2 separate regions of the Homo sapiens genome follow, and region 2 is linked to region 1. Evidence: chromatin loops called from intact Hi-C (ENCODE). Cell type or tissue: PC-9. All regions are shown on one strand. Links, peaks and the distances in the headings refer to the core of each region. The heading gives the core; the rest is flanking DNA. Region 1 overlaps NRP1 (neuropilin 1). Region 2 overlaps NRP1 (neuropilin 1).

Region 1 (9,460 bases), core at 4,290-6,789:
TGTTCACAAATGGCAGCTCTAGCAGTAGGTTTGATACTGCAGGATGAATGTCCCTCTCGCTCTCTGACCTTGCAGGTGTCCTCTGTGACTGAGCTGATCCATTCACACTTAGGATTTGTTTTGCCCACTAATTTATCAAGATGTGATTACTTGTCTGTGGGATGGTGCCATTTCACTGTGATGAATCCACCACGATGGGAAAAAAATACACCCATCGTGCCTCTGTCCCCTCAATCTTACGGAAAAAAGACTGAAATTGGCAATGCTGCTGCCATGTCTTAATCCCACTTATTGAGCTCATTGCTCAAAGTTTATTGAGGCTAGTCAGAGAATGGGTGTTAGAAAGAAGGAGAGAAGTGGACGTAGGTAGAGGGATGCTCTCCCATAGGACATCCTCACTCAACTGCACCATAATCACTTCCCATCCACAACTAGACAGTAAGTTCCTCAAGCACAGAGACCCCCTCCTTCATACCTGTATTTCCAGTGCCCAACACAGCACCTGCCATGTAACAGGGCTTCTCAAATGATGCCTGTTCAGTGCAGTAGGAGAGATGCCAGATTTCAAGAATCCTCTGCCTGAGGAAGTTCTTATGGTCCCTGCCTTCTCACACTGTGGTCTTTAAATATGCTCGTGTGGCCGGGCGCGGTGGTCCACGCCTGTAATCCCAGCACTTTGGGAAGCCGAGGTGGCTGAATCACCTGAGGTCAGGAGTCCGAGACCAGCCTGGCCAACATGACAAAACCATGTCTCTACCAAAAATACAAAAATTAGCCGGGCGTGGTGGCGGGCATCTGTAGTAGCTCCTACATAGCTGTAGTCCTAAGTAGCTGGGACTACAGCTACTTAGGAGGCTGAGACAGGAGAATCGCTTGAACCTGGGAGGTGGAGGATGCAGTGAGCCAAGATCACACCACTGCACTCCAACCTAGGCAACAGAGACCCTGTCTTAAATATATATATATATATATATATATATAAATTAAAACTGCTCGTGTTGCTCCTCTGCTTAGAATTCTTCAGAGGCTGCTCACTGCCTGCAGCCTATCCACACTTCTTCACAAAGAGGGAGCGCTGGCAGCCCCTCCAATGGACCTTTTATCCACCCCCATCCTGTTTTCCTCCTGGTCACTGCATCACCAACTTAAGGTATAGTATAAAGAACCAGCAGTGTCCTGCCAAACACACACACACACACACTCACTCACAATAAACACCCGATCCACAAACTTCTGCTCTACTCAGTGAAAATGGAAGGAATCCAATTTCATCAATTTCCTTGTCAATCTCATTAGGCAAGGAGGTAGTTCCCAAAGTCATGCACACTCTGCCTCTATCTAACTGCTTCCCATACAAAAACCTGTGCAAAGCACACCAAACATGAGCCAGTAAAATAAGCCTAGCTCAGCCGGTGTCTGAGACAGGGCTGCTTTCCTTGACCCCTCTTCCGTCATCTTTTACATGGTCCATTGTCACTGGCCTCTGCCATTGGAAGCCCTCACTGAACTGCACTGTGGTTGCTTCCCAACCATGATCAGACTGCGAGTTCCTCAAGCGTAGGGACCTCTTCCTTTACACGTGTATTTCCAGTGCCCAAGTCAGCATCTGCCCTGTAACAGAGCTTCTCAAATACCACTTGTTCACTGAACCAGGGAGAGATGCCAGACTTCAGGAATCCTCTGAAAGGAGGTACCTAGTTCCATTCTTTGAGGTCAAATGCAGAAAACCAAGCAAATGGGATGCCTTTCGATAAGCAGCAGGATATTTTACCTAGCTAGTGTTCATTTTCTTTTTAAACAACCCAATGTCTGGCTTGCAAAGTTTCACCAAATAATATTATAAAAAAAGCACCATCTACTCTCTAATGTCAGTCTATGCGCGGGAGCTTCGTGAAGGGCTCTTTTCATCTGGATCTTTTTCCCGTTAACAAGTAGTTCCTGCCTTTCAGATGTCGGGCTCACCCATCTCTCTACACAAATGATTGTGTTTCTAGAACTGCAGGGGCTCTTTCTAGTCGGAGCTGACCTGGCACAACTGCCAAGTAAATCTGGGTGGCTGAGAGAACAAAAGAGTCAAACCCTTCTGAAGGAATCGCACTTCTCAGCTGTTAATCTACGACAAGCTCTCCTTCTCTGATACTCTAACACATAAAGCACTGATATTTTCCCTTTCAAGGGTTTTATCACAGTTCTGGGTCAGGAACTCTGTCTTCATTTTCTCAATTAGCACTTTACTTCTGCAAGCCTTTTAGCTTTTGTCTCTGGCTAACATAGCTTTTAACCTCCTTTGAATGTCAGATCCTACTGAGCCATTTTGCTTCACTTTGCATCAATTTTTCCACCATTACTGCCTTCATTTTGGCTAATTGCATTTAGTTAATTTGATGCCATTTATATGTACAGTGCCATTTACAGTCAAAGTATTTTAAGTTTTCTAAAACTGCCTGTCTTAAGATTCAATTGAAAGTGTCTCAGATTTGAAGGAGTCCAATTTTATCCAATTTCCTTGTCATTCTCATTAGGCAAGGAGGTGGCTGTGGTGGAAGGAGGCCTATTCAACCTATTTAATGGTTATATTCACTGGGAGAAAAGTGAACCACAAAATGGGAAAGGCATGAAGTACCCTTGGCCCAGCCTTCAGTCCACTGACTCACTCACCCAAAGAGCCAAGATGGGGAGAATTTAATGAGATTTCCTAGCATCAGCAAATGCCCCCCTGGGGTACCTTTTGGGAAGCCACTACTTGAGCAAGCAGTGCTCTGTAAGTATTTCTGAGTGGGTGCAGAAGTTCATGGATTGGGCGTTTGTTGTGAGTGTGTATATGTGTGTGTGTGTATGTGTGTGTGTGTGCATGTGTGTTGGGCCAGACATGGCTGGTTATTTCTTTATTTTTAATTTTTATTTTTTTCTCTTTAGAGACAGGTTCTAATTCTGTCACCCAGGCTGGAGTGCAATGGTGTGATCATAGGTCACTGCAGCCTTGAACTCCTAGGCTCAAAGGATCCTAAAACAGACTCTGAGTAGCTGGGACTACAAGTGTGCGCCCTTATGCCTGGCTGATTTTAAAAAAAAAATTTATTTTGTAGTGTCAGTATCTTGCTATGTTGCCCAGGCTGGTCTCTAACTCTCTAACTCAACTGATTCTCCTGTTCTGGCCTCCCAAAGTGCTGGGATTACAGGTGTGAGCCACCACGTCCAGTCTGCTGGTCCTTTATACTGTACTTCAAGTTGGGCAGTGAAATGACTAGGTGGGTAGCAGGAAGGGGGCAGATAATAGAGTTCACTGGAGAAGCTGCCAGCTTTTTCTGTCCCCCAACCCATTCCTCCCCCACCAATTAATCTTAGGAAGAAAGTAAGGCAGGAGGTGGTGGGAGGGTTGTGATCTAGGGCATGGTGAGGTTTCTACCTGCTCAAAGGAAATACACTACACTTTCAATCTTTCCCCAGTGAATAAGAATTCCACACCGTCTTTCCCCACCTCCCCTTCAAGGGTCGGGAGAGAGCAAGCATTGTGAATTGTTTCTTTAGTTGTAAAATAAACGAGGGGACATAATATATGCTTGGACTTGTTTGAAAATAATTCAGAGTCAGGGATGACAGACATAAATTAAGTTTCCTATGATCTGATAATTGTTGAAGCAGGGTCGTGCACATAGAGAATTCATTCTACTATTTCTTTTCCATTTGTGAATATGTTTGAAATTGCCCAAAATAAGAAGTTCAGAAAAAGTATAAGATGAGGCTAGTTGCGGTGCCTCACACCTATAATCCCAGCACTTTGGGAAGCTGAGGTGGGTGGATCACAAGGTCAGGAGTTCGAGACCAGCCCGGCCAATGTGGTGAAATCCCGTCTCTACTAAAAATACAAAAAATTAGCTGGGTGTGGTGGTGTATGCCTGTAATCCCAGGTACTTGGGAGGCTGAGGCAAGAGAATCGTGTGAAGCCAGGAGGCGGAGGTTGCAGTGAGTGGAGCTAGTGCCACTGCATTCCAGCCCGGGCAACAGTGTGAGACTCCATTTCAAAAAAAAAAAAAAAAAAAAAAAGGATAAGATGAATGCTAATTCATAGATCCTTGCCCAATTTGCTGTTTTCAAGGAGGCCAATCAGTGGCCAACTTCAAGGGGCATTACTATGATTTGCCCTATGCTTCTCGCTACTAGGGAAAGAGACATTGTTAATTCTAGAAAATAATAGCACATGTGAACGCCTGTAGTAATTCCTACCCGCCCTAAATTCACAGACATTAGAAACCCTCCCAGTAACACAGCCTCGGAATCAAAGAGAATCTGCAAAGCCATGCAGCCGAAGTGAACTCTGTGATACCTGTGTGATCCTGAATGGGTCCCGTCTTGCTGGTCAACACACTCCACTTGAGCTGCACGTGATTGTCATGTTCCCAGTGGCAGAAGGTCTTGTGAGAGCCCCAGCCAAATTCACAGTTAAAACCATATGTTGGAAACTCTTCAGTGGGTGGGAAGTAAAAATAAGAGACAAGCAAAGAAAGGCAAATTTGATCATTTAGGGTCACAAAGGCCCTTGGTTCACTCATGGAAAGCACGATTTATACAACTTTATGTCTGTTTGAAAATTCCAGGAAAGCCAGGATTACCAAGAAACCAAAAGATGCATGGAGATGTCAAAATGTTTGCAAAACCACATTTAGTAATTTCTTTAAAAATCCAGCTTTAAAAGGATTATGGACTGCCTGTCAAATTGGGTTTACATAAAATCTCCAGGAAGGCTATTTTCTAAAGCACGTGTATTACATTTGCTGCACTCTCCCCATTTCCACAGTATTTAATATGAAAGCCATTCTGTTCTTGAGGATAAATCATATAAGTTGATACCCACCAATGAAAAGAATCTTAATTAGAGATTGACCCATGAAGCCTCAAAAGTGGAAAGTAACTTGGCGAAATGCCTCACCCAGGAGGTTTTCTCTATTTCCACCTCACCAGTTCATGCTTCAGGTCTTTAATGTCAGGGTTAGAATCTCTTAAGCATTTTAGGATTATTTTTTTTTCTTCCATGCCTTCTATAAGGTCGATTAATTTAAGTATAAATTTCTGCTTTTTTAATTTCTAAATTTACATATAAATTGTTCACCCGGCTTAAAACCTCAATGTAAGGTCATCTAAATCCAAAGCCCATTTCAATAGCTACCCGTTTTTACTTCTCTTTTCTTTTTTTTAATGTTCAAAAGGCTTCCTTAGGAATCTGAAAAGACAGCGTGAATGAATTCACGGGAATGACTTGCCTTGTGTGTGCCCTACAAGGTGCTGTTGGACTATGGTGTTTTTAAAACCCACAGCCTGACATTTTACACAGCCTCTTTTTGAAAGGAGCTTAACTTTTAAGTATGGGAAAAATGAAATCATTGCTACTTATTCCAAGTATGACTGTTGTTTTGGTAAACATAAGCTAACAATAAAAAAAATTCTAAAGATGAAATTCTCGGGCTTCTGCCCCCTCCTTTCGTCCTCCTATAAAGAACGAAGCCCGCAGATGCAGCTGTTTTCTCCAGTGACGAAGGGCCTTTAGGCTTGTCACTGACTTTAGGCAGTCCACGAGGTGGCAGCATTGAAACAAACAGGAAGGCGCCTGGGGCATCTGGACCGTTGAACTTAAAAATAAGCCTCAAAAGAATCCCTATGAACAATAAGGGAAGTCTGGTATTAGATGCTGTATTAGGGTCAGGCCAAGACCTTATCTCATTTTGAGCTTCTTTAACTTGCTTGTGTTTATTAACAAAGTATCTCGCCTTCTGCTCTGAGCCTTGTCTCCATGGCCCCTCCCCCAATGGCAGGAGGAATTTTAATGGGAAGATTTATTGAATAGATAAGAATGATTTACTTTGCATTTTTAGTTTATAAGGAACCCTTTTCTAGAGCTAATGTCAAATTTTGGAAGGAATCCACCATAAAAACTGTCCAAATGGAGCAGTTTGGATTCTCCCAATGATAATGTGACCTCCCAAAGGGTAGACAGAGCCAGTTTGGGAAAGTAAACTAGTAAGCTATGTGATGTGTAAAATGTGAGTACTTTCATTTAGTGCAAACAGGCTATATTTCACAGCTGTAGTGTCATCGGAGAGATATATTTCATGTCTAGTCTATCATAGCCATGAAATAGGACTTCTTAAGGCATGGGAAACCCTCTCCAAAATTTACCACTCTTTTCCGCAGCAAGATTGAATTATGTAGATGAAGTACAGTCAACTGAACGGTGACTGAATGATTGAGCAACCTTGGATGCCAACGCCCATGACCCTGAAATGTACTGTTGCATAATCTCATGTTAGAAAATGTTAATATTGGAACATGTTAATGTGTGTGTGGTTTTGATTTTTCTCCTTAAATGTACTTTATAAAACATGCACATTCAGGATAAAGAAAGCCACCCCAGCACACACAGTTCTGCCTGTATTTACTTTGTTAATACATTACATTTATTGTTTATAGAACAGAAAATGACATCATCCATTCTTTTGGCTCTTCATATTCTGATGATACCATAAAATGTAGGAACTTGGATATTTTTGAAATGACCAGGACATGGAACCGCTTTGCCTGAAAAAATGTTTCAGGCACTTCTCGCTTCAGAGAATGACAGTCTGCCTTTACCTTCCAATGTCCTTCCCCATCCTGTACATTTAACCAGGTGAACCGCTCTAAGTTTTTGTATTTTACTGCTCTTTTATCTTCTTGTCTTGATCATGTAACTTGTGGCAATTTGGTTATTTAAAGGATATGTTTTTAGATCAATGCCTTTTGTTGGGGAGGGTTATGGAGTGAGAGGTTCAATGTGGAAACTTCCAGCCTGGCTAGAAAGACAAACACACAAACCACCCATAAACATTTATAGAAAGGGAAAAGAAAGAGAGAAGGACAGAGGAAAGGAGAAAGGGAGAGAGAAAAGGAGAGAAAAAAGCAAATTAATGAATGAAACAAACATATAGGACTACTGACGTTTACGTTTTCAAAATATTACCCAAGCCCTGGCGGGGCACACAACTCTCATTAAATTCAATGGGGGTAATCCAGCTAAATCCCTTCTTGACTCTTAAAAATAGCAGGAAACAATATTCTGAACTTAAAACAAATTTACAGCCTCTGAGAGCAAGTACCAGCTGTGCTTGCCCAACCCATCTTGCCTGAAGTTGGATCATTAGCACCATATGTATGCATAAGGATTTAATTTTTATATCTGGTATTCCAAACTTCTATAGAGCAGTTTAACTCACTTGTTCATAGACTAGTCTTTCAGTCTAAACAAGCAGAGGTGCTCAGGCCCATACAATCGTAGGTGATGAATATACTCCGAACTGCTGCAGGAATGCTGGAGGAGCCTCAGAGGGTTAGAGCTCTCGCCAGAGAGAGCTAGATTAAAAATGTAAGGATCCCATCACTTGCTGGCAGAGCATTAACCAGCTTTTATGCATCTGATTACATAAAAGTATATAAATATTATATGCCCATGGAGTTTATTATATTGATGAGAATCAGCAAGATGAAATAGTAAGACTCTGAGTTGAGTCTATAATAGCAAAATGGAATTATGATGAAGGTTTTGAGGTCTCATTGACTGCTGCTTGTGATGATGCTTGAAGAATCTGGAGCCTGCAGAACAGTGTGGATCAAAGTATCAGGTGACTCAGGCCACTGGGTCAACTCTTCAGAGTTAGACCTGACCCCTGGCTTGAAGCATGCTCAAGTCCCCATGCAATATTCTGGGCATTGACTTAGCCAGAAGGTGACAATCAACAGAAGTCCTTCCAGGAAGGTCAGACAGCCCATTACCCACAAACAGAGCACTTGGAGTCCAGATTCATGACTCAGACAATGGAGAAACAGGAAAGCAAGTCAATTTGAAAAGAACTCTGCACTGACTGTGAAATGCAAACCGGACCTGACCACCCCTGATCAGTAGACCCGCGTGGTTTGGATTGAACTTGTTCAGATGGTGATAGCAACGGGTCCTACTGTTTGCAATTTGCATACCTGCCCTCTGACCACAGTAGACTCTGTGACAGGACCGACTGGCCCCTCTGAGAAGCCATCCCTTGAGTGACCTTGAGATTGTGCACAAATCAAATGTGTTAACAAAACCGCTCCTGCTCTGACAATATTGACCTTCAACATTCAGGGAAGATTACCTAGATTTGGAATCTGATAGAACTTTCCATTTTCTACACAGCTGTTGTTCACTTTTATTTTTTTTAACGATCCCTACCCCCTTTCATAGTCAAGGAGAAGAGAGATGAGATGAAACAAATTAGCTGGCGACTTCATAGTGGCTTTAATTACCTCTCTGGTAAGAGAAGAAACTGCAACAACAGCTAAAATGTTTGTTATATGATCAGAACTTCATTTGTTCACCTCACCCCTCTTCCCTATCCCAGAAAGGACATAGAGAACCAACTGGTGGTCACTACCCTTCATCCACAGAAAATCTTCCTGAGGGCTGAGAACTTTCAGGAAAGGTACAAAGAAAAGGAAAGGCACGGCTTTTTTCATGAGATACCTTCAGCTATGGGAGGTGCCTGCGCAGTCTTTGAAAGCCACATTTTACAACTTAAGATGTGTGTAGGACGACACCATTTTCTGAATTTAGGCAGTGACTCTTCTGTTTCATCTCTTGGTTTTGTAGAGGGTGTCTGGGCTGTGTGGTAGCAGGAATTTTGTCAACCTGAACATGCTACAGGGCAGCTGGGGGTTAAGTTTGACCAAAGAGAAGTTTGTTTTGCAGTTTAATCAGGTCAACAGTGACAGCGTCCTTTAAGGAAGCATACTAATTAGGGCGGCCCTTTCTACTTTCTGCCTAGCTGGGTAGTGTCATACCATAGAGGAAACATTGATATACACCACACGCCCCATTAATAAATGACTGCAGAAGCCAAGACTGAGTGAGCTTCAATAGAGGAAATGGGAGAAAGCTGGAAAACTGACCTGTTCACCTTAGTCTAATGATTAACTTTAAAGTATTTAAAACCTCTGATTGCTTATACTGACTGTTTCCCTTCATGTACGTCTGCCGGGAAGAATTTCACAGGATACTAACAAAACACAAAGGCCAGTGAGAGGAAGGCCACCGTTTAACCGTGACTGGCCCCTGATCGACAGCAAACCGAGGGCTTTAAAAGTCGTTACGCTTTTCTATTAATAAAAGGATGAGGAGGTGCTGTTCCCAAGGGTGTGCTTCTCTCTGTGCACAATTATAAACTCTGGTTTCCTGAACCCCGTTTTGTGGCACGCCCACTGGAAACACTGTTGTAAAACTGCCAACTCCATGGCAGGCAAAACTGACAAACTTTGCCTGCCTGGGTTTTGCAGGATTGGGATGAAAATAAATAGTCGGGCTGTGCTGCCTGTGAGATTTCCTTCTCCTGTAGTTTGCAAACACAATCCATGTCCTAGATGTGCTGCGTTTAAACAAAGTATGTTACTCCGTTCCTTCAGT
Region 2 (9,460 bases), core at 4,179-6,678, 97 kb after region 1:
AGAAATTTTTTCGTGATCATTAGGATCCACTTCTAATTTAAGATTCCTACCACAGGATTTCTCATCCTTGCTCAAAACCCTACAGGAAGGGGGCTGGGTGCAGTGTTGTAATCCCAGCACTTTGGGAGCTGAGGTGAGAGGATCACCTGAGGTCAGGAGTTTGAGACCAGACTGGCCAACATGGTGAAACCGCGTATCTACTAAAAATACAAAATTACCAGCCATGGTGGTGCATGCCTGAAATCCCAGCTACTCTACTCTGGAGGCTGAGGCAGGAGAACTGCTTGAACCCGGGAGGCTGAGGCTGCAGGGAGCCAAGATTGAGCCACTGCACTCCAGCCTGGGGGAGGGAGCGAGACTCCATCTCAAAAACAAAACAAAACAAAACAAAACAAAACAAACAACAACAACAAAGAAAACCTACAAGAAGGGGAAATTCCGAATCCAGACAGGAAGCTCATCCCATCTTTGACCCCCGGGTGAGTATTCCAAGTCTTCCTTACTTTGCCTCCAATCTGTTCCGTCAACTATTGTTTCTTCAGTATTTAATGTCATTCCCACCCATTGATCCTAAGACTGCATTTAATTCCTCTTCTGCATGACAGCCTTACAGTTATCTGCACCGTGATTTCACTTCCCTATGATGAGTTTCTAATTTTATGGTATTATGAGAAGACAAAAATTTAAAGAACTCATTTATTAGACTGACACCTAAGAAACAGGCCCAAACACAGATAAGCAAAGAAACGGCTTCTCTAATTGCATAAAGGTTGTTGAGATGTTATTACTTTAGCAAGACAGGGATGGCAAGTATGCATGTAAGTATTTCACAGGCTCTGCAAAACGTGTGGGAAGCCTGTGTCACAGAGGGAAGGATGGATGACTAGACTTCCCCTCTGTGTTCTTATCCCTTGAATGCCTTGCTTTTCCCTCCATTCCTACATCCTCCTCCTACATCTGCCCTTCCTGCTAATCTGGGACCATGCAATCTAGAGGTAGAGTCTTGTGATGAGAATGAAGATAATCCCATCATTCTTTGGAGCAAGGATCCAGGAAATGGAGAGAGGTCCAGGGCAGAATGAAGGGCTGATCCAGGTCTCCCATAGATGGCCCCAAGCACCAGAGAGCCAAAGAAATGCCTGGATGACCATTTAACACAAGCATTTTCCACATCTATTTTGAGGGTTGGCTTTCTGATGCCACAGAACAAACTTAACTTATTCTGCTGACTTTTCTTTTACAAACTGGGCATGCCAGCCAAGAACTCCAAATTCTGGACAGAGAACATGACTATTTTTATAGCTGTTTAGTTGCTATGCTGAATTTTCTCTCCGCCCCCCCACCCAAGCAACTAGGCAATTTCATGCCAAATCTTATAGTCCATTTAACATTTTTGCGTGTGTGTAATATAATAAGATTATTGCTGCACTGTAAAAATGTCATTGATTCAGGAGACCTTTCTTAATGACTGAGATTGCAATAATCCCCCTTCCCAGACATAGGCAAAATACCCATTTTCACTAATTAAACACACACATAACTTTCATAAATTTTAAATTTAAAATAGGCTTTTGTAAATTTCAAAGTCAAATGGTCTTTATATCAATTACTTACTAAGGAATTCCTCCCTAATTATTCACCAACGAACATACACTCAAAAACACAGGTTAACAGCTCAAATACTACTGGAGCAGAAGTAACATTGAATTTGGCAGTCATTAAAAATAATAACTTCAACTTGATGTTTTTCTAAGTTTTCTTCTTTAAATACAATGTCTTCAAAAATACTTTCTCATTAATGTGTGACAGGCACGTTAAACACAGGCTGTGCAAATATTTGAACAGTAATAATATTGATTTCTTCCATGGCAATTTTCCATACAAATGGTAGAAGACTACTAGCAGAAGCTCTGATTTCTACTCTCATGATGCTCTGCAATTAAACAGGAAAGGATTCTTAGCATGTACGACATACATAATTTTTGGTGGAAAAAGTAGTAATAGCTTATATTTACATAGCCCATTTTTCTGAAAAGCTGAAAGAGGTTTTATGCTTGTCATTATTTTAGAAGCTTGGAGAGAAAGAATGAACAGGTGGTGTCCTGTTACACATGAGAATATCTTTACTGCAGCTATATCCCCATCACTATTGAGATAGCTAGTTGACTTGATAAGACCATGGGTTTCACAGGCAATTCTTTAGCCTGACTAGTGAGTCTACTGAATTAACTCCTGCATTCTTCACCCAGAGGCCCATAGAGGTGTCTGGAGTGGAAGGAATGGCATAGACAGAGTCAATGCCTCATCCTTGGGTCCGGACCTTGCTGCCTGTGACTAGGATATCAATCAATAGCATGGGTGCTGTGGAGAAGGTAAGAGAAATGGAAGCTGTGTCTGCTGAAGATCATTTGAGGACATTTCCATAGCAGCTTGTCTGCCATGGTCTCTCGAGCATGCTTAGCCCATTCACAACGTCAGAGCTGTCTCAAGATAGAGTGTGAGCCCGAGCTTTTCTGGGTTGCAAACAACACGGTGCCTTTCCTTCTAACCCTAACCCAAACTTGGTAAAGAATGGTATCTAAATTTGGTTAAAGTGAACTTTGATGACAGTCCTAAAAAATAAAATATATATCCTAGTAGATAAATGTCAGGGTAAAATGAAAATTAGAACGGTTGATTTGGAGGTCAAATGTATGTCCAGGTATTGGCCACATGATTTTCATTTTTAAAGCTCAAATAGAAAGAGGCATGCCTTGGCTAATCCTGTGGGTATGTTTCTGCCCCAAGTCCCTACCAGTTACTATTCTTGGGATAGTGTTAGTTCTTTTTTCATTTCTTAGAGATGGAGTCTCACTGTGTTGCCTTGGCTGGAGTGCAGTGGCTATTCATAGGCACAATCCCACTACTGATCACCATGGGAGTTTTGAGCTGCTTTGTTTCCAACCTGGGCTGGTTCACCCCTCGTTAGGCAAGCTGTTGGTCCCCTGTTCCAAGGAGGTCACCATTATCGATGCTGAACTTAATGTGGACATCTCATCAGCACAGTGCACTACAGCCCAGAACGCCTAGGCTCAAGTGATCCTCTCACCTCAGCCTCCTGAGTAGCTGGGACTACAGGCACACCACCTCACCTGGCATGTTAGTTCTTTTGAAGGACAAAGGCAAGAGCCTGATGTCGCTTATCTAAAGATAACTAGAGAATTTTTCTGGCATCCCTTTCTAGATGTTTCTTTTTTCTTATTGCTGCTGATTCAAATCTCACTCTTTCAAAGCCCACCCAAGGTTCATTTATTCTGTGAAGCTTTTCTTTTACTCAATAACCTGTAAATGTTCCTCTCCTTGAATGTATAAAACCCTTAATTAGGGAGTAGGAGCCAAGGAATAAAAGTTTGCCAAATGTTGCACTACAACTGTTTTTAGGGGGGTCTTGTGTGCCTTATTTACTTCCCTGATAAAATGTATACTTTTAGGTAGGAAATATCTTCCTACTTACCCTAAATTTTTCTGAGAATCAAAAACAGTATTGTTTCCCTGGGATTAAGTTCATGCTACTGAGAAAATGAACCTGCAAGAGAAACTAAAACAACCACCGCATAGCCCAGGTAGTCAAACTATTTTATATTCATACTTTTAACAACACTTAAACAGAATCTTCTAAATCGTTTAGGAACTAGCTCTGGAAGAGAACACCTTAAACTTTCAGACATTTTTTTCTACAAATCACATAAATCACTTCTGGGAAAACTCAAAGCATGGCGGGGTGTACTGCTTTTGTTCCAATTACATTAAACCTTATAAAAATAGCCATAATGACAACAACATCTCTTCAGAAGGGCATGCCAAATACTTAGGGGGCTTAGTCTCACCAAGACCTTCTGGGATTTCGTTACCTAACGCCTATTAGTGATAATAGGTATTACGTCTATAAATCCCTAGGTGCTTATATCAATCTTATCTGTTTTAGTTTCCACAGGTGGAGTGATAACTCTAATGAGGTCCACGTCATCATGACTCCTGTTTAGAGAAATAAAATGTTTAGATCTCAACTTTCCTGCCATTCCCTAGTGGTGTTATAAATAAGGGTGACATTGACGCATTTCAAATTGTTCCTCGAAGAGCGGCAATTCATTATCTTTTAAAGAAATTTGCTCCACATCAAGTCTCAATCCAACTGACATTAGCGTGTGTTAGATACACATACGAATGGTAAGTTTTGCCTGATGAAGCTGTTAATTATTCTCCTGGCTATGTTCACTCCTTACTTTACCACTCTCCTCTATTTCCTTCAATTAGGCACCAAGCATCAAAAGGTTTGCTACGTTTTATCGTTATCACTAATCTGAGTGCACGACACACAATTCATTCTCTTTTCTTTAGTGCCTGAAAATAAAAATCCGCTACCTTTTGTACGGAAGGTCAGTATCTGCGGAGGCCAGCATTTTAGACAGACTACTTGTTCCTTCATTTGAATTTCAAATTCTTATCTATAAATGCTTTTCACCCCCACTTTAAATCCAGGGGCTGAGGAGCATTGTGCGCCCTGCTTTAATAATCTTGGTCTCTTGCATAGCTTGGATATGTAAATTACAGGTTTTGTTCTTTTATTTCTCCCTTTTAGTATCTAACTTCCATTGAAATGGAATATAAGTCCTGCAGCCACTTTGCAACCTGAGGATGTATAGAATGCCTATATGTGATACGTCTATATGTGCATATATTTGTGTATGCTTGAGCATAAATATAAAATATTACAATCTTATCTGTCTACAGAAGATTAATTTACAAAATAAAAAGTTTCCAAATCTGTGCTAGTTTAGTTTGTCCTTCAGAGGACAAAATGCTGTCCTTTGAAGCTCATTTTGTGTGTCTTTGTTACCAAGAGGTTTTTTTTTTTTTTTTTTTAATTCATAGGGGCCACCAAGGCATGAGGGGATGACCGACCCTGGTTAATCCAAACCACAGGACAGACAAAAGATTAATTCCAGTCGCCAGATGATTAACTCTGGTCATTGGGTCACAACCTTGCCTGTCAGTAACTTACTCCTAAACTCCTTCAGGAAAATAAGGAAACTTGAACACGCCACTTTTAAAGTCAAACTCAGTGCCATTATGAAAGACCCTGTATTCTGTGCAAGGTTTCTTGGAGGAATCTGATTTCCAGCTTTTGTTCAATTAGTTTCGTATCAGTCAATCCTTGTTTAAAAACATGTCATAAGTCTCTGTGGTTTGTGCACGCTTCAATTACCTCCGATTATTACATCAAGATTCACAAACGAGATACCAGAGTCACTCCTATTTACTGGGAAATGCTATTGAAGCAAACTGAAATTCAATTTCAGAAAAGATTGCAATAACCCGTCAAAACATCCAAGGAGAGAGGAAGTTGGGCCTCAAGGTGCGTGGGGCCATTGTTAAATGCAAGACGGCATCTCACCTAATAATTTAAACATGGTCTCGTGGCCTGACATTTTTAATGCTTCCTTGATCTCTTTCTTCCAGCCCTGCGTGTTCTTTGCCACTGTAGGGGGCAGTGCATAGCGGGTTGTGGATTAAATACCAAGCCTCATTCTGCCAATAGCACTTTTAGGAGGGGAAAAATCATTGGGTGCTTTTATAAATAGTCACGCCGTAGGTGTCCACAGAAAGCAACCTTTATTCAGGGCTTTTAAAAGCTGCCTGCTTTTTAGATACAAACCAATCCATAAAACTACCAAGTTCAAATTGTCAGCTATTATCTGGGCAGTAAGTTTCAGGCACCTCTGCAGGCTGATTTGATGGTTTTTGTCAGCGCAAATTAGGATCCTAGGTTTAAGTAACGCAATCTGGCTCTAAAAATTAATTTAACTTGCCCAATCCCCACAATACACAGCCCGGAGTTCACATTTACTTTGTGACTCATTGCATTTGAATTAAACTAGAGGGCTAAGAATTTTATGCCTGAAGCAGCTCTGACTCTGAAGAACAGAAACAAACACATATTTCTCCCATCATTTGCTGCTTCAGGGCAAGAAAAAGAAAGCCACTGTAATTTGGAGACAAGACTTTTCCAGACAACTATGAACAACAGCAACCACAGACCAGTACTAAACAGAAATGTGTTGTGGAAACCTGGACTTCAGTAAGAAATTAGTAGGAGCATATCAAACAGATGCAAATATACAATTTTTGATAGATATGGTGTTGGCATGAATTCTAGACGTAAACTCAAAGGGATTGGAAACTTGTTTGTAAATGAACATTTAAAACACAGATTGCGAAGTGTTTTTTGGAAGCAGAGAATCAATTAAATGAAGGAAAATTTAGAAGAGTCATAGACCTGAAAATAAACTAGAAAATTGTCTGTTTCAATATATCCTTATTTTCAAATATGGAAGCTAAGGCTCTAAGAGATTGGGTTGGCCAAGATCACAGTTAGGTTTTTTTGTCTGTTTTGTTTTGTTTTTCATTTTGTTTTTTGAGGCAGGGCCTCAATCTGTCACCCAGGCTGGAGTGCAGTGGTGCAATCTCGGCTCACTGTAGCCTCGACATCCTGGGCTCAGGTGATCCTCCCATCTTAGCCTCCAGAGTAGCTACGACTACAGGTGCATGCCATCACACGTGGCTAATATTTTGTAGAGACAGGGTTTTGCCATGTTGTCCATACTGGTTTTGAACTCTCTGGCTCAAGTGATCCACCCACCTCAGCCTCTCAAAGTGCTGGGATTACAGGCATGAGTCACGGTGCCCAGCCCACAGATTTAGTTGTGAAGTCAGAAAACCCATGTCTTCTGACTCTCATCTTAAACTTTTCCATAAACTTCTCAAACAGGTTTTCCCACTTGTATCGATTAAGAATGCAAATCCTCTCTGCTAATTTACTTCTTTCCCAATTGTTCTTGGAAAGCAAAATTCTACAATATCAAACTCTTGATTGTAGGCCCTCTTATCTTTCCAGCATATTTTTTTACATAAACAAAGTGGTTTTTAAAATCTTCATTCAAAAAAATATATATGCATTTTGAAGTGTTCTGATGGTCTTGGTTCATGTTTAATTCCAAATATAAGTAGAGAGGAAAGTAAGTTGTCTATGTATAGACCACATGCTGACCTTGACACTGAAGCCCAGCAGGTGAAAGAGGGCATCCGAGAATTTTGGTGGCAATCTTAACGTAGGGCTTGAAAGGCCCTGAAGAGTTCATTTGTCCAACCTAATCCAGTTCCAGCAGATAAGCAGATTTGTATCTGTCCTGTTTGTAAAACCTGCCAACGACGGTGGCTCATGCCTGTAATCCCAGCACTTTGGGAGGCCGAGGTGGGTGGGTTACCTGAGGTCAGAAGTTCGAGACCAGCCTGGCCAACATGGTGAAACCCTGTCTCTACTAAAAATACAAAAATTAGCTGGGTGTGGTGGCACACACCTGTAATCTCACCTACTCAGGGCTGAGCCTGGAGAATTGCCTGAACTCGGGAGGCAGAGGTTGCAGTGAGCCGAGATCGTGCCATTGCACTCTGGCCTGGGCAACAGAGTGAGACTCCATCTCAAAAAAAAAAAAAGCCCGCCAATGAAAGTAATTCCACAGCTTCCCTATGACCTCATTTCTGTAGTCCATAACCCCTACCTTCAAGAAAATTTTAGAAGACAGGCTTCCGATTTGTCTTGTTTCAGTTTGAGATCATGAATACTAAAATAATAAAATCTACTTTTATCTGGAATACTTAAATTCCTTATTTTTTCAGATGAGGTAAGAAACATTTATAAAATATTAACTTGAACACAATGGTCCAGACAGGAGCTTTTTTCCCAGGCTTTTCCTTCCCTGGAATATTTTTGGCCTGACAAACTTTAACTTCTTTAGTACATATCTTGGCAGCCAGTGCAGAGGAAAACAGAAACAGGGGCCTCCTTAGAATTTTACAACCTGTTTGGACTGTTGCATCTTTATAATGGGGATGGTAACTCTCTTTTCATGAATTCAGTCACATACAATTAATTTCATTGTGCCAGAAACAAGGAAAACTGTCACGGACCGGAATTACAGAGGAGAATTTGGAGGGCATCTTCTCTGACCCCTAAATGCTACCGATAAGGAAACAGAGCCCCCCGTAAGTTATGTGGGCTGCTAAAGGTCACACGACCAACCGTCCACAGCAAAGTCAGCACTGGATTCTGGATTCTCTGCTTTTTCTATTAAAACACACTCACTCAGCATTCAGCAAAGAGGGGAGAGAAAACAGAAAACATGTTCGTTATTTTTGAAGGAAGAATGCCTGCCATCTGCTAAAAACGTGCTCGCGTGCATGCACACACACACGTGCTCAAAACCCAATAAAATTCTTTAAAACTTAGCTGATTTGCATAAGAAAGATGTGGCACTATTACCACACGATGGATTTTATCAATTTCTGAATATCCATGTGAATGAATGGATTTCACTCATCCATACTCAACGTGAATTCTTTTGTCTGTCACAGTCATAGCACGGATAATGTGCTTTCTTCAGAATTAACCTCAGGACAACCCAAAGAGGTCGCAAATACCAACTAAAATACACTCTTCATTTTACATTACTATTGAACAATGCTGGTGTGTGAGCAAATGGATCTAAGTAGAATCTGTGGGCTTTGCAACCTCGAGTCAAAATCAGTGTGATTCCTTCCAAATAACATGCTGATCGCTTAGTAATTTTCAAGTGCATGTGCAGTTTTATGTCATGGTGGGGGTCCTACATATCTCAAACGCTTCAGTGAGTGTGGGATTTGGGGATGAGTTCTTAGAATGTGAGAATATAGCCAGAGTGTGACCTGGCATTTAGCTTCCTGCAAATGTGCATCACTGTTCTTCATGGAGTTGATGTCTTTGCAGAGCAATGCTTTATCAAAATCTATGTCCTGGCCAGGCACAGTGGCTCACGCCTGTAATCCCAGCACTTTGGGAGGCCGAAGAGGGCGGATCTCCTGAGGTCGGGAGTTCGAGACCAGCCTGACCAACATGGAGAAACCTCATCTCTACTAAAAATACAAAATTAGCCGGTCATTGGTGGCACACGCCTGTAATCCCAGCTACTCGGGAGGCTGAGGCAGGAGAATCACTCGAACCCGGGAGGCAGAGATTGTGGTGAGTTGACATCCGCCACTGCAGTTCAGCCTGGACAACAAGAGTGAAACTCCGTCTCAAAAAAAAAAAAAAAAAATCTATGTCCTAATAACTGTGCTAAGAGAGCCAAGGGGACCAGAAGAGTAAGTATCTCAAAGTTAATGAGGAAGATAAGAAGGAAAATGCCATTTTTGTGAAACCCTGAAGGGTTCACCAGGCGTAAGGGAACCTGGGACAGAACTTCACCTCTCTGGGCCTTCGTTTCCTCATCTGCAACCTAAGGGGATTACCCTAGAAGATCTCTAAGGCCCTTTTGATTAACAACAAACACATCATGATTCAAAAACAGTTATGCTGTGTTTGGGTTTCATCATAGCCCAGGGTCTC

What was found. A loop is a pair of places that touch in the nucleus more often than their neighbours do. Peaks named below come from ENCODE experiments on the same cell type or tissue, not always from the same donor. Only the 100,000 strongest peaks of a DNase experiment are listed, where the experiment ranks them.
Region 2: it touches region 1 in a loop (8-fold over the local background); 6 of 110 quality-filtered maps call a loop at or near these places.

Annotation. Positions count from the first base shown.
Region 1 is chr10:33,187,957-33,197,416 of GRCh38, forward strand. NRP1 (neuropilin 1) reads right to left here. Exons shown (of 17, transcript NM_003873.7): 13 at 4,325-4,462. Among named protein-coding and RNA genes, the nearest start is that of IATPR, 76 kb to the left of the region's middle. In PC-9, for the core only: a CTCF peak has its summit at 5,516; no DNase peak of the experiment used is centred there.
Region 2 is chr10:33,285,466-33,294,925 of GRCh38, forward strand. The region is part of intron 2 of NRP1 (neuropilin 1); the gene reads right to left. It also overlaps the pseudogene RN7SL398P. Among named protein-coding and RNA genes, the nearest start is that of NRP1, 44 kb to the right of the region's middle. In PC-9, for the core only: a CTCF peak has its summit at 5,586; DNase peaks (open chromatin) are centred at 5,266 and 5,966; H3K4me3 peaks cover 2,152 bases; H3K27ac peaks cover 2,500 bases.